2 separate regions of the Mus musculus genome follow, and region 2 is linked to region 1. Evidence: chromatin contacts called from ENCODE POLR2A ChIA-PET data. All regions are on one chromosome and are shown on one strand. Each heading gives the region's core, a stretch centred on a gene start or an enhancer-like site at or near the end of the contact. The rest is flanking DNA. Distances are from core to core; before and after follow the strand shown. Region 1 holds the start of Cfdp1 (craniofacial development protein 1). Region 2 overlaps Bcar1 (breast cancer anti-estrogen resistance 1).

Region 1 (4,536 bases), core at 285-2,784:
GCCCCTCTAAAAAAGAGTATTACTATGTAGTGTTGACTGACCTGGAACACTTTATGAAGATCAAGCTGGCCTTGAACTCACAGAGATCTCCCTGTCTCTGTCTCCTGATTGTTGGAATTAAAATCGTGTGCCATCACCACACAGGGCTTTCTGCCTCATTCTGTTAAGCATCTCAGCATAAGGGCCAGAGGAGGTGACATGCTTAAATTTGAGGGCACAATTAAGCATTGGGTCACATTCTTCTACGTCACCTTCCCCAGCCCCCTTTAGATGTATTCCACACTGATATTTTGACGGCTGTGAACTCTTAGGCTGATTCCCATTGCCATCCCATTGGTCAACTCCCACCAGGTTTTACCCACTCATCCAGAGCATTGGTTGGTCCTCCCGATGTCTCTGCTAAAATTTCCTATTGGTTGTTCCTACGGATTTCTCTGCTAAGATTTCCTCATCTTCCTCCTTCATGTGCTCCGAGAGTTCGATTATTCTCAGTACAGTATGCATTATATTCTCATCACAGTTTTAAAAAAATGTGTGTATATATATATATATATAAAGGCGTGCGCCACCACGCCCGGCAGAAGGTGATTTCTGAGGGACTAGGGGCATGGCTCAGTGGGTGAAGGTGCTTGCTGCACTGTACTACATACATGCCTGGTGCCTATTGAGGTCAGAACCAGGGCGGTAGTGAACCGCCATGTTGGGGATGCTAGGAACCAAACCTAGTTTTGCTGCAGAAGCAACAAGTACTGTTAACCTTTGGGCCGTCTCGCCAATCCTCACATACTCACAAATTTAACTGCTTTTCCATCCATCTTTCCCGTTGTTTCAAAAGTGTCAATCTAGCACTTTGTGTAGTGGCTTCCCTCACAGATAAGCGGATTTCCTTTTGTCTTTTAGTGATTATCGGATTGTTGATTCATTAATGCTGAACTTACTGCCAACAGTACTTGTAACTCAGGCCTGAATGTAGCTTACTTAACAGGCCGAGTTTCTCAGGAAAGAGCGTCGCAGTCTTCTTGCGCTTAGAATATTAGACAGAGTTTCGGTAGTGTTCTTGGGAGCAATTTTAGGCAGAAAAAAAAAAAAAACAAACAAAAACAAAAATGCAGGGAAAAGGCACAAAAACTGCATTAAAGAATTCGATTCTAGCGAGAGAATTGAATCAAAAAGGCAGAGCCTCAGCCTTGCTCAAAAGTTGATGGGAACTTTAGCATCTATCTATTCAGCTTTCAGTTTTTACTCGCTGAGCATATCCGGGAGCGACATTTTAATCTCTGATTTTAGAGTTAGAAAAAATATTAGCTTGTGAGCAAATTTCAAAATAAAAAGACAAGTATAAAGAGAAAGTACTATTTCCGCAGATAAGCCATTCTCCATTAAGGACGCACGGTACCGTTGAAAACTACAAGCCCCAGCATGCATCGCTTCTGAGAGGTGGGGGTCCGGAATCCCACAAGGGCCCGGTGAGTGTAGACTGACCAATCGCAGCAGCCGGAAGTGTCGTCTCTGACCACGTGGCACTGCCTGCGCATGTGCGCTCGCCTCTAGGGCGGCCCTAGCTGCTGGTCCTGTACCCCTATGGTCTCGCCCTATATCTAGCTTCGCTATTTTGGGGCAGTGGCCGCAGTCGTGTGGGTAGCAGGCCCCAAGTGACAGCAGCATGGAGGAATTCGACTCCGAAGACTTCTCCACATCGGACGAGGATGAGGACTACTTGCCGTCCGGTGAGCGATTCGGCCTGAGGCGAAAGGAGGGTGGTTTCCACGCTTCACACCTCACTCGAGACTCTCCCGGACGGTCCCCAGGGCGTGGGCCTCGTGATCGCGAGGTCCCCACGGCCCGTGGGCTCCGGAGTTCGGGTTATCAGGACCCCGGCCCTCAGGCGGCCTGGAACACGCATGTGTCGGTTCTGCATAGCTGCTGTCCTGGGCCGCCGCCCCCTCGGAGCGCGGGAACAGGCGCGTGAAGCCCGCAGGCTGAGCGTACTACCTACCTACCGGCTGGTTCTGGAAGCCGACCCGGACATTGGAGATTGTTTTTAGGGAATTGCCAGCTTCCTTCACGTCCGAAACTCAATTGTCCGCCTCTGGGTTCGGAAGGGATCGGCTTGTTAGAAAGTTGATGTGATAATGTGTTTTCCCTCTTTGCAGGAGCTACCCATCGTCCTCTTTTAAGAACTTTTTCAAAAGTTTTATTTTTAGAGATTTTATGGCACGTATATCAGTGTTTTTTCCTGAATGTCTGTCTGTCTCTGTACATCATGTGTGTGCCTAGGGCTTCTGGGACTGGAGTTACAGGTGGTTGTAGAGCTGAGTCGTCTCGCCAGCCCCTTATTATTTTTGTGTATGTATGGCGGTGCATTCAGGTGGCCAAAGAGGACAGAAGGGGGTATCGGGTCCCCAGGTGAAGGAGTTACACTCAGTTGTGAGCCGCCCGACTCTGGAACCAAAGTCAGATCCTTTGGAATGAAGCGCACACTCTTTTTTTTTTTTTTTTTTTTTTTTTTTTTTTTTTGAGACAGGGTTTCTCTATAGCCCTGGCTGTCCTGGAACTCACTTTGTAGACCAGGCTGGCCTCGAATCCACCTGCCTCTGCCTCCCAAGTGCTGGGATTAAAGGCATGCGCCACCACGCCCGGCTGAAGCGCACACTCTTAATGGCCTAGCTATCTTTTTTTTCTTGGGGTGCGGTAGAGGAGCACACTAAGAATCCAGCTTATGCGAGGTCCAGACAAATCTTTTAAACATTTATGTGTGTGAGTGTTTTGCCTACATGCACATCTATTTGTATGTATCTACATGTATATTTAGTGTCTTCAGAGCCTAGAATAGGTATTAATATCCCCTGGAAGTCGAATTATAGACGATTGTGGACCCTTGAATCGGGGCTAGGGATTGTAAGTGGACCCTTTGAAAAAGCAACCCGTGTTCTTAACTTCAGCCAGTATGTCTTTTTTGTTTTGTTTTGTTTCGAGACAGGGTTTCTCTTTGTAGCCCTGGCTATCCTGGCACTCACTCTGTAGACCAGGCTGGCCTTGAACTCAGAAATCCGCCTGCCTCTGCCTCCCGAGTGCTGGGATTAAAGGCGTGCACCACCAATGCCCAACTACCAGTACATCTTAATACCAAAACATACTCCCTTCTCATCTTGTACCTTGCCCTGGCTTAGGCGTTTCCGTAAAGTTATTTATTCCAGTGTAGTTGCTTAGGCGAAAAGTAACTCTAGGCGTTGTGGATAAGAAAGCTAGCTGTGCAGCTTAAGATCCTGAGTTCAGATGCCCAGCACCCACAGAAAAGCTGGAGGTATCTTGTGGGTGCCTCTAACTGTGGCCTTTTGAATGTTGACAGGAGCAATCCTCGGATCTCACTGGCTTAGTGAGCTTCTGTCCAGTGAGAAACACTGTCTCAAAAACATTAGGTAGGGCTGGAGAGATGGCTCAGTGGTTAAGAGCACCGACTGCTCTTCCGAAGGTCCTGAGTTCAAATCCTAGCAACCAATGGTGGCTCACAACTACCCGTAATGAGATCTGACGCCCTCTTCCGGTGCATCTGAAGACAGCTACAGTGTACTCACATATAATAAAATAAAATAAATAAATCTTTAAAAAAACAAAAAAACCCAAAAACATTAGGTGTAGAAAGTTCTCTCACCAGTGTGGCCTAAGGCCATCCAGACACAGATGTTTATATAATAATTCATAACAGTAGCAAAATTAAGTTATAAAGTAGCAACAAAATAAAGTAGTAACAAACAAGTCATAAAGTAGGCATACAACTGAGTTTCAGAGTGGACGAAGCTGGCAATTCCCTAAAAATGTATGGTTGGGGGGGTCACCACAACATGAGGCTATTTATTAAAGGGTGGCAGCATTAGGAAGACTGAGACCTTAAAACAAGATGCCTGCCTACATCTTCCTTTAGCACCACAAACACACACACACATCACACATCATTCTTATCCATCCAATCAAAAAGTTATGTTGTGCCAGGTATGGTGGTATAAGCCTATTATAACCCAGAAACTTGGTGGGTTCTGAGACAGGAGGATTGCTGAAAGTTTGAAAATAGCCTGCTCAACGTTGTGAATTCCGGGCCCGCCAAGATAATGTAGTAAGACCCTGTCCTGGGAGAGCAAATGAGTCTGGGGAGATGCTTCAGTTGGTAAAATGTTTGCCTTGCAGGCATGAAGACCTGAATTCAATTTATAGGATCATGTGGTCAAAATGCCTTGCTGTAAATGCTCATCACGTCCGTATACTATCAGTGCTGGGGAGAGACAGACGGGAGGGTGCCCTCCCGCCAGCCGTCCTAGCCTAATCTGTGAGCTCCAGCCCAGTGAGAGACCTTTCTCAAAAGAGGCGGACAGCTTTCTTAGGGGTGACACTCTAGGTCGGCCTTGGCAGCGCAGGAAGGCATGCACATGAGTGCCACAGGGTGTGGGGTGTTCAGTAAGAACGTTCAGATTCCTTCCAGGTGGTTGTCATGGGTGGGAAATGGAGCTCCACTTCTTTCTGTAAGAGCAGCGAGGGCTCTTG
Region 2 (4,797 bases), core at 2,234-4,733, 120 kb after region 1:
GTTCAGCAATGGAAGGATTGAGGCCTCAACCCCAGTCTGCAGCTCTCAGTACCTTGAAATGCTAGTCTAAAAAATGCTAAGTGTTTTAAGATGCTGATGCTGGTGCTGGCTGTGGAAAGATGAGTGGCCTGGACAACTCCAGGGCACTCCTCATGGTCAGCTTTGCCCCCTCCTGCTACTGCCCTAAGGAGCTTTCCACTCCAGCCTCAGCCTCTTTCTTCACAGCTGCTTGCTTTCCTTGTTCCCTGGACACACTTCATTATTTATTAATTTCCTCCCTTCCTTCCTTTCTGTGGTCATTGTTGGCATTATCATCACGTGTGCATGTGATCTGTGTGGGCACATGTGCAAGGGTAGAGGTCGGAGGATGATTTTGCCAGGCCGGTTCTCTCTTGCTTTTCTGTAGCTCCAGGGATGGACTGAAGGTGGTCAGACCTGCCCAGCAAGGGCCCCGGTCCTCTCTGGCCCCACTCCTTCTGTGTGCTCTTATACTCACTGTTGGTTGAAGCGTCAGCTTCTTCTTCTCCCAGGAGAGCCAAGACCTCCGAGGTGAGGAGGGACACCCGCTCTGGCAGGAGAGATGGTCACAAGTCGTGGCTCTAAAGTTAATCGCTTTTCTAGGGGAGAGATTAGAGGCTAAGGGGCTTTTCCATAATTTTATTATTAAACCCTGCCAAATTCCAAGAGGGATTTGAAACAGATTATAGTGGCAGACACGATAGTCTGGGAACATCAAGACTTCCAGAGCTATGTAATAAATGAGGAAAGGTGACTGTTGTCTGAGTGATCACAGCAACTTAACTGTACCCAGTTCCCTAGGTAGCAGGGAACTTACGAAAATGGTAGCTTAGTGGGTTAAGATCATGATACCCCCCTGGGGGTCTTTCAGAATACTACTGTCACGCCGTTCATCCTTGTGAGCTGTTTCATTTTCGTCTGTTTAGGGAGATTTTACACTGAGGTAGATTTTTCCATGTGTGAAACATGCAGGTACTAAATGTACCATGAATAGGTTTGGGCTAATGAAGAGCTCCGTCAAGATAAGGAATGTCACTATCTCCTCAGAGCGTACTCAGAGGTCCCCAGGAGGCAGCCCCTACTCTGTTTTCTATACTGACTTAGATAGACCTCTTCATTCTATGTTAGTTCTGCCTTCTTTCATTCAGCAAAATAGTTTAGAAACTGCCATCCACATGGGCATATGACTGGCTTGTGCCTTCTTGGTTGCCGAATAATATTCTACTTATGAATATACCACAGTGCGTTTAACCTACCCTCTCTGGTTGATGGATAGCTGTCTCTTTTGTTTAATGTGGATTTTAAAGTATCAGAACACTGATAAATTGTTGGTATTAGAAAGACTGATATCTTGTCATGCAACCTTGGGTCATGCCCTCAACTACTGTATCTCCCAAAATGATCTGCTCAGACCGTGTTGAGACCACAGTCTTCCCCGTTCACAGCCCTCCATCAGGCCATAAGGGTCAGTGTTCTCTCACACAGTCGTTGCAGGTTAACATTAGGCTTTTGTGTCATTTGTGATTTTTTTTCCCCCAGGGTCTCATTCTGTCCTAAGAGGTTCTGGCTGGAGGGGCTCAGGGGAGCACATCAGAGATCAGTTCTGGACACAAGAACTGTGCCTGGTTCTTTTCACCTCCCCAGCCACTCCGACTTGGTGCTCCCACTCACAGCCACTATGAGAGCCCAGGTCCAGGATACACCTTAACCCTCCAAGAAGCCAGAAGCCGGTAGCTAGAGCTGGTACCAGCTTGCCAAGAGTCCCCTCCTGCGGCACCTTGGCCCTTAGTCTACTCTTCCATTCCCAAGCTGCTCACTTGCCTGCACTGTTTATATCAGCTTTCACTGGTATCGATTGATTGATTGATTGGCATCACGAGCCTTAGCAAAAGATGCACACCTTACTCACATGCCTCCTCCTTCAAGAAGTTCCACACACCTTGTGTGAAACAACCCTTTACCCCTGCCACCTTCATTGCCCTCCTTGAGTTCTTGTCACCACAGACAGGTGTGATTGCAGGTCACACCCACCTCCCACAGCCCAAGTGTGAATTCTCAGAGGAGGGGACTCCTTCCATGGCAGTGTCCTAGTGCAACACAACACTTGACAAGCATTTGATGCTCAGACCGTGTGTGCAAATGAGAGAGGTGGATTCCATAACTTGTCACCCCCAGCATTAGCTGTGGATCTGGGGCAGCTGCATTCCAAGGAAGAGCTGCACCCAGGTCCTCAAGCGGTGTTTTGAGGGAACTTGGGGAACCTTGGAGCATCTGAAGACGGAGGAGGGAGAGCAGTGAAGGCTAGGAGATAGGTTTAGAGGTGTGCACTTGTGTTTGTGGGGGTGGTTCCTAGTGGGTGGAACTTGATGTATGGCGGTATGGGATGCTGGCATGGAGACACACCATAGTGCCCTGTGCTTGGTACAGCCCTGTGTATGTCCATATCAGTGCCTGAGTGTGAGTCCAGATGCTGGTAACGGTTGTCCTTACCACCTAAAGGGCAGTGACCAGCTGAGGGTGCCACAGCCAGCTGGAGTCATTTGTGTAGGCTTAGTCTAGAGAAGCAAATGGGCCCTGCACTGTAGGCTCATGTGGGATCCACTCTGTATATGATTTTTTTTTTTTAACAAGGGAGGAGCTGCTTTTATACTCTCTGGAGACCCTGTGACCCTGCTGGCCCTGCAGCTCACTGACTCCAGCCCCCATGCCTGCCAGCCCTGTCCGTTCTCTGCCCATCTGGGTATCTGTGGGTGTGCACGGGTGCTCAGTGGAAGCTGCTGAAGGCGTGTAGCAGATGGCATGTGAAGTCACCCCTCCGACTGAACTGCTGGTTGCCATGGGAGAGGGAGAGCAGATGGCCCAGCTCGGGAGGTCTCTTGACCACACCCTGTCCCTGCCCACCCAGCCTAGCTGGTGGAAGCAGGGCAGCCACTGGAGTTTCCCCTGGGGACAGGGACCTGTCCGTGTCCTTCTCTTCCTTGACAGGTTTCTTGCACTACTCTGACTCCTCCCTAATGCTAAGGGGACGAGAGCCAGATCCCAGAAGCAGCTTCAAGGGCAGGCACACAAGGCCTCAGCCTCTGGTCCACACATGAAGCTGCGGTGCTCAGGTCTAGCCTGCTCTTGTCTGCCAGCACACAGTGAGGCCTCTGCTGGAGGGAGGTCCTGTCTGAAATAGGCACATCCCTGAAGGCACCCTTACTGCAGGAAAATGTGAAAGGAGGGGTGCCCTACCCCCCTCCCTTTGTCCCAGAACCACACCTGAAGGGAGATGGAGCAGCTGAGAGGGGGTGCCGGGCTTCCTGGGAGGCCTGTCAGTTTGGACCCTTCTCACCCCTGGGCTCTGTCCCTCCATAGCAGGTAGCATTGCCTTCCATCCTAACTCTGTATCCGTCCAGGTCCATAAGGACTTGCCCAAAGGATGACATGGGGACCTGACCAGGAAGAAACTGGCTCCAGGCTGTAGGCCCTGCCCACCTTTCTACAGAGTCACCACTGTAATGAAGAGTGAAGGCTCTCATTGCCCATTCCAGCCTTAGAGTACAGGCAAGCTCTTTATGGCTAAGAACTCCTAAGAGTGTGTGCTCTGCTGTGCGTGGGGGCTGGCGGGGGTGTCACCTGGGATGCTTTAGGGACATGCTTAGAATGCTGAATGGGCAGTTACAGATGTACGCTCTCCTGCCACTTCCTGTGTGAGCTGGCGGAGCCACTGCCCTCTGAGCCTCTGGGAGGTGCTATTTTCCCTCTCCTGGTCCCCACAGTGGTGAGGATTAACTGATGTGATAGGCTGTGTCCTAGGTCCCTGTAGCCTTGCCCAGGTTTTGAGCTTGACCCTGTGAGTAGTCCTCTCAGAAGGAAAGAACAGCCCCTGTGGCCATTTAGGGACAACACGTCTTCCTGTCCCTGGGGCTTGCGACGCTTACCTCCGGTCTCAGGAAATCCTTTCCCACTGCCACTCCCAGAGCTGGCCATCAGCTGACCTGTCCAGCCCAGGCTTCAGGAGGGGAGAAGCTGTGCGCTTTATCTTGTGCCGGTTAGTTTAGGCCTGCTCTGTTCACTCTTCTTAGTCATAAGCCAAAACTCCTCTGTATAATTTGCTCTTTGGAAGTGGTTCTCCGTGTGGTCTTTCTTCTTGGAGGGGCTGCTTCGTCCAGCCATTCCACTAGAGTGGGCGTTACAGGGCATTAAGCAGTGATGGCTCCTCTGTGGGGCCTGCACTGCTTCTCAGGCCTGAAAGGCCAGAAGGCTCCAACCCTCTCCCCTCAGAGGGGTCCAGGACAAACCGCAATAGGCAGGAGAGGAGTGGTCTACCATGTTTACTGTGCAAACGTCCCTTCCATACCCCCGAGGACAGAGATATCCCTCTGCAGCCTGTAAGCTCATCTTTAACCTGGTAAAGAGACTCCAGGCCACTCCTGGGATGACTGTCACCTGTCCTGGAGGGTGGAAACTGTTGTCTGGCCAGGCCTGTGCAGTCTTTCTCCAGCACCGCGTCTTTGAGCTCTTCCTCTGCCTATACACCTGTGCATGCTCGGCTCTGTCTGTGTGTGTTGCACCTGTACTTACGTGAGCTTGTCCCAGTGTGTGCTTGTGCCAGCACATGCTGCCTCTGAGTGTGCCTGTGTGTGTTCAGGCATGATTAGGGCAATATTGGACTTGACCTTCCAATATTTTTGAAACTCAGCCAGCTCTCAAGCCAGCTCTTTCCACAAGAGTAAGCACTTAGGTTCCACCCTATTTTACACACTCCTTATCCATGAAGCTCAACTTCAGAGGAGG

What was found. ChIA-PET counts read pairs that join two places held with the same protein, here RNA polymerase II (POLR2A).
Region 2: POLR2A ChIA-PET joins it to region 1 with 18 read pairs in Patski. The contact joins the enhancer-like site here to the promoter of Cfdp1 in region 1. POLR2A ChIA-PET finds 5 or more read pairs at or near these places in 2 of 5 experiments (Patski and embryonic stem cell).

The regions. Positions count from the first base shown.
Region 1 is chr8:111,851,335-111,855,870 of GRCm38, reverse strand. Cfdp1 (craniofacial development protein 1) reads left to right here and starts at 1,534. Exons shown (of 7, transcript NM_011801.2): 1 at 1,534-1,727. The coding sequence starts at 1,664.
Region 2 is chr8:111,734,622-111,739,418 of GRCm38, reverse strand. All of the region lies in intron 1 of Bcar1 (breast cancer anti-estrogen resistance 1), which reads left to right. Among named protein-coding and RNA genes, the nearest start is that of Gm51589, 4.6 kb to the left of the region's middle. Within about 2 kb of position 3,483, at least 1 of the 3 ENCODE cell types and tissues checked has a DNase peak (open chromatin) inside an H3K27ac peak, as active enhancers do.